2 separate regions of the Homo sapiens genome follow, and region 1 is linked to region 2. Evidence: chromatin loops called from intact Hi-C (ENCODE). Cell type or tissue: dorsolateral prefrontal cortex. All regions are shown on one strand. Links, peaks and the distances in the headings refer to the core of each region. The heading gives the core; the rest is flanking DNA.

Evidence for each region. A loop is a pair of places that touch in the nucleus more often than their neighbours do. Peaks named below come from ENCODE experiments on the same cell type or tissue, not always from the same donor. Only the 100,000 strongest peaks of a DNase experiment are listed, where the experiment ranks them.
Region 1: it touches region 2 in a loop (2.2-fold over the local background); 1 of 110 quality-filtered maps calls a loop at or near these places.

Annotation. Positions count from the first base shown.
Region 1 is chr5:62,153,502-62,156,425 of GRCh38, reverse strand. No RefSeq gene overlaps it. Among named protein-coding and RNA genes, the nearest start is that of KIF2A, 150 kb to the left of the region's middle. In dorsolateral prefrontal cortex, for the core only: no CTCF peak of the experiment used is centred there; no DNase peak of the experiment used is centred there.
Region 2 is chr5:62,204,836-62,207,759 of GRCh38, reverse strand. No RefSeq gene overlaps it. Among named protein-coding and RNA genes, the nearest start is that of KIF2A, 100 kb to the left of the region's middle. In dorsolateral prefrontal cortex, for the core only: no CTCF peak of the experiment used is centred there; a DNase peak (open chromatin) is centred at 1,379.

The sequences.
Region 1 (2,924 bases), core at 322-2,821, 51 kb after region 2:
TCTCATCTCCACCTTCTATCATTAGGCATTTACATAGGATTTGTTGCCATAGAAATAGAAAATAATACTGACCTATCTTGCAGGAGTGAGTGTCATGGGGATTAACTAATTTACAGCTGTGAAGAGCTTTCAACATATGAACTGCTAAACAAGTGTGAGATCGTAAAGAGAATTTAAAACACCATCAGCTTGTGGAGCGTGCCCATTTGATGCCTATCATTATATGTTTAACTGTTAGTATTACTACTCATAATAAACTTTTATGAGGTACTTTAGGTGGTTGAAGTGTTTTTATGAGAGCTAATTTGTTGTTCCAACCAGCTCTATGAGGTAGGTCAGTATTTTTGTCATCCTTGTTTTGGAAATTACATTAAATCGGTACATGCATCATTAATAAAAATCTTAAACTTCTTGATATTTGGAAGCATTTTGTGATTGAAGACAATTCTCACATGGTGATCACACCTAACACAAAGCTCCAATGGTAGGGCAATGGGAGAGTGAATTATACTTTTGGTTCTCAATACAACATGGCAAAACCTTTTATTTGGAATTATTTAGATGTTTACACACTAACTCTGTGGCAGTTCTTGTGTTAGCTTCTTCTGTGTATTTGTCAGGGTGCATTTAGAAAAACTGAGCTGACTCTAGATATTTCACACTGAAGAAGTTTAATGCAAGAAATTGGTTACACATGTTTTGGATGGGCTATAAGAGCAAGTGGAAGGATTAGGTGCTGGGAGAGCAATTAAAAAGAAGAGGTCACACCCAGAAAATTAGTTACTTCAGGAATCAGTCTCACTTCCAGGGTTGGGGAAGAGAAGGGAGGAGGTAAATTTACTAGAATCCAGGGACATTACTTGCTGCTGGGCTGGATCCATGGAGAGGAGCCCACTGCAGGAGTCAGAATCACAGAAGGGAGGCAGTCACCTCCAAACCTGCAGCCAGGGCAAGAAAGATGGACATCTTCACCCCTGCTCCCTCCCTCTAATATTGCAGACTTATAGAAAGTAAGAGGCCAGGGAGCCTGGGAAATAAGGGATGTAGGTTTCTAGCTCCAGGCCCATACAGCAACAGAATAGATAAGGGTGGATGCAGGGCTGAGAGACAGCAGGTACGCAACTGGCCCCATTTGTAAGTCCACTAATTTTTCCTTGGAGGCTCAGAGATAATCAGAAATTTCCTCCAAGACCTTTACACCAGCAAGCGGTGGGCCTGCTAGTTGCCCACCCAGGTTTGCCAACCAAAAGAGTAATGTGTGTTCCAAGTGCCATACTTATCTCCCTTAGCCTTAGTGTGCTCACTTTTCCAATAGGGCTCTAGTGGCAGGTAGTAAGAATGTTCATCTCTAACTACCTTCAAGGTAGGATAAGGATCAAGTTAAATCATGTACATTAAAGCAAATTTACAAGAAAAAAACAAACAACCCCATTAAAAAATGGGCAAAAGACATGAACAGGCACTTTTCAAAAGAAGACATACATGTGGCCAACAAGCATGTGATAAAAAGCTCAGTATCACTGATCAATAGAGAAATACAAATCAAAACTACAATGAGATGCCATCTCACACCAGTCAGAATGGCTATTAATACAAAGTCAAAAAATAACAGATGCTGGTGAGATTTCAGAGAAAATGGAATGCTTATACACTGTTGGTGGGAGTGTAAATTAGCTCAGCTATTGTGGAAAGCAGTGTGGCAATTCCTCAAAGAGCTAAAAACATTCCACCCAGCAATTCCATTACTGGATATATACCCAAAAGAATATAAACTGTTCTGTCATAAAGACACATGCATGCACATGTTCATTGCAGCACTATTCACAATAGCCAAGATATGGAATCAACCTAAATGCCCATCAATGGTAGACTGAATAGAGATAATGTGTGATATGGTTTGGCTCTGTGTCCCCACCCGAATTTCATCTTGTAGCTCCCATAATTCCCATGTGTTGCGGGAGGGACCCGGTGGGAGATGATTGAATTATGGGGCGGGTCTTTCACATGCTGTTCTCGTGATAATGAATAAGTTGCATGAGATCTGATGGTATTATAAAAGGAGTTTCCCTGCACAAGCTCTCTTTGCCTGCTGCCCTCCATGTAAGATATGACTTGCTTCTCCTTGCCTTCTGCCATGATTATGAGGTCTCCCCAGCCACATGGAACTGTGAGTCCAATTAAACCTCTTTCTTTTGTAAATTGCCCAGTCTCGGGTAAGTCTTTATCAGCAGCATGGAAACAGACTAATACAATGTGGTACATATACATCATGGAATACTATGCATCCATAAGAAGAATGAGATCATGTTCTTTGCAGGAACACAGATGGAGCTGGAGGCCATTATCTTTAGCAAGCTAACACAGGAACAGAAAACAAAATATCGCATGTTCTCATTTATAAGTGGGAGCTAAATGATGAGAACACATGGACACAAAAGGTGGAACAACAGACACTGAGACCTACCTGTGGGTGGAGAGTGGGAAGAGGGAGAGGATCAGAAAAATTAACTATTGGGTACTAGGCTTAGTACTTGGGTGATGAAATTATCTGTACAATAAACCCCCATGATATGAGTTTACCTGTATGACAAACCTGCACATTTGCCCCTCAACCTGAAATAAAAGTTTTAAAAAGTAAAAAATAAAAGCACATGATTAATGCTAATGCAATCCACAAATGTAAGTTAGTATTGCTATTTGGAAATAATTTTTACCAAGGTTTACAAAAATGTTTACAAAGATAAATCCAGGATTATTAAGATGAGACTTCTCTTCCCTTAAAATGAAGTTGAAGCTCTTCAAATTAAGACTGTGGCTGAAAATTGAGTGTCTATGTGTGTGTGTGTGTGGGGGGGGGGGGGGGGTCAATTTTCAGTTGGTGATTGCTGTTCTTGTTGGATTCATGTGAGTCTTTACAAAACAGG
Region 2 (2,924 bases), core at 297-2,796:
ATTTGATTACATAAACGTCTTAAACTTCTGTATGTGAGAAAAAACCAGCAAGATAAATGAAAACTTAAAAAAAATTTTAAACCTACTTGACAAAGGATTTATATTCTTACTATACCAAGAAATCTTATAAATCAATAAAAAAGAAATGTATTCGCTTTTTTTTTTCTTTTTAGAGACAGTGTTTCTCTGTCACCCAGGCTGGAGTGTTGTGGTGCTATCATAGCTCACTGCAGCCTTGAACCCTGGGCTCAAGAGATCCTCCTGCTTCAGCCTCCCAAGTAGCTAGGACTACAGGTGCACATTGCTGTGCCTGGGTAATTGTTTAATTTGTAGGGATGGGGTCTCACCATGTCACCCAGGCTGGTCTCAAGTGATCTTCCTGCCTTGGCCTCCCAAAGTGCTAGGATTACAAATGTGAGCCATTGCACCCAGCCAGAAATGTATTTTCGAAAGGAGAAAGAGGAAAAGACATGACAATTTATATATGTATGTGGTAAAAGTCATAAAGCCTTACTTATGATCAAATAAATACAAAATAAAAATGGGATAATTTTTTACCTATGAAGAGTTAAAAAGTGATTATACATAGTATTAGTGAAATTTTAGAGAAATGAAATATTCAAAAATATATCATGAGAAATGCATACTATTTTTGCAGTAAGGAGACAATATGTGTCAATATTTAGACTCCTTTTAACCTACTTATTTTACTTCTAAAAATTTAAGGAAAAATATGTGATATGACAAAAATGATGGTGCAGCCAGATAATGGAATTTTAAGTAGTCATAAAAATCATAATTTGTGAAAAAACACAAGGAAAATATTATGTAGATTATGACCTGTATAGTCACAGAAAAATATGTAGAAAATAGTTAAAATGGTAACAGCAATAAGATGAGGTTGGTGGATTATGGATCACTTTCACTTGCTTTTTTGAACTTTTTAGCACTTTTATTTATAATGAACATTTATTTTCTTTAATCAGAAAACGCTTTTTAAATAAAGGTTAGAAAAAATTATTCCCTTCTTATCTCTCTCTCTCCACATTCAGCTCAACTCCTTACCTATCCTAGGGCTCAGGATCTGACTTTACTGTTCCTTTTCACTCAATCTTACGGGACTCCTCTGCCAGTGTCAACCAACTCTGATACTTTCAACCCGTCCACACATTCTTTTTGACCTCTGGTGTGGATGTTTTTTACCTTTGGCCCACTGTCTACTGTAGAAGCTAAAAACGCTGGATGGTATCTTCCCAGTGTCCCTTGGATCTAGGGTATGGGCTCGTGTTGCAAGTTCCCCCAGCCAGATGCGTCTGCACCAGACTTTGCATTGGAAGCTAGAGCTGCACGGAAGCAGAGCCACCAGGAACCCATTAGGTGGAGCTAGTGCTGACAGCAGCAAATGTAGTTTCCAGAGGCAGCAGCAGTGGGTTGAGGGGCCGGAAGTGTCCTTGGAGATTGGCCCTCATGGCATCCAGGATGGTTCAGCAGTGTGTCTGGTGTGTTTGGTGTTGGCAGGGACAGCCAGGTAAAATATACGGCACTGGGGCACTGGAGTCTTCCCAGAACCAATTGTGTGCAGTGAGATTGAGAACATTGTTTCTGGAAGTGTGGCTTCACGTCAGATTCTCCAACTTTGTGGGAGATTATGTGAATTACCAATTATCTTTTAATAAATTCCTTTTCTATGCAAATTACCCCAGAGTTGATTAATGTGTATTGAAACTAAAAACTTTGATGGATATACTTTGTTTTTACTTTTTGATATCACCTCCTCAAAACTGTATCATTTGAGGTCATTTCCTTTCCTCACCCAGTGATGGAGGAGGCGTTGTTTCTCTGCCACATTAAGACCAGTGTCTCTTTATCGCAATTTCTTAGCAACATCTCTTTTGACCTTAAGCTCATCACTGCTGTCAGCTGACTTGCAGAACCACTTTTGTATTCAGCCGCTTGCTTCTATTCTCTAAAACCTCTACATTCACGTTGGTGACCAACTATACTTTTCTTACCTTCGATGACGTTTCTTAGGAAATGACTTTGAATTAAGAAGACAGTGAGATGGGAGGGACAGGTCTGAAGCTTGCTCTGAAACTTAATGAGTCTGTATATAAGCCAATTCTCCCCATTGGTGTTAATGTTGTAACTCAAACCAGAAGGGCTGAGGCTAGAGAAAAGATGGCTTGAAGGGGAAGTTAGAAACTGGACCAGCAATAGAAAGATGGATAGATTGGCTTTTAGCAGCTGACTTCATAATCAAAGTCTAAGAGAGATGTGTTAATATGAGCAAAAACACTACCAAAAAGGTGAGGCAGGCTCATTCTACTGACAAACAACAGATCAGTAGCATTTATTATCTTGTTATCCTCTGAAATCTTTAGCAAAAGTCTCTTAGAAACCCTCAAATGAAGCTATATGTTGTTTGGGGGCAGAGGTCAGAGGACAAATTTCAAGAACATACGGTCTTGCCACAAAGGAGAAACTCAGGTAGAAAAGCAGATAGAAATAGAATGGACTCTGGTGGGGTAAATGGGGAACTAGCCTCATGTTAAAAACAGGCTGTGGTGCACATCTGAGGGAGGACTTTGACACTGTTACTCTGTTCGCTCCATGAACCACAAGCGTGTTCCCTCTTCGGACTTTTTCATTGTTCACATTTGTTCCAGTTCCAGGGAATTAGGCTCAGAACTTCCTTTCTTCTCTTCCAATACGATTTCCTTGTCTTCCTTGGCTGCAGGATCCCCCAGCCTGACACATCTGCACCAGACTTGGCATCGGAAGTTAGAAATGCATGGAAGCAGAGGCCACCGGGAACCCACTGGTGGAGCTGGCACTGGCCACAGGGAATGAAGCTTCCAGAGGCAGCAGTAGTGGGTTCAGGGGCCATAAATTCAGATTACATTTTCTGAACCTGTTTTTATCTT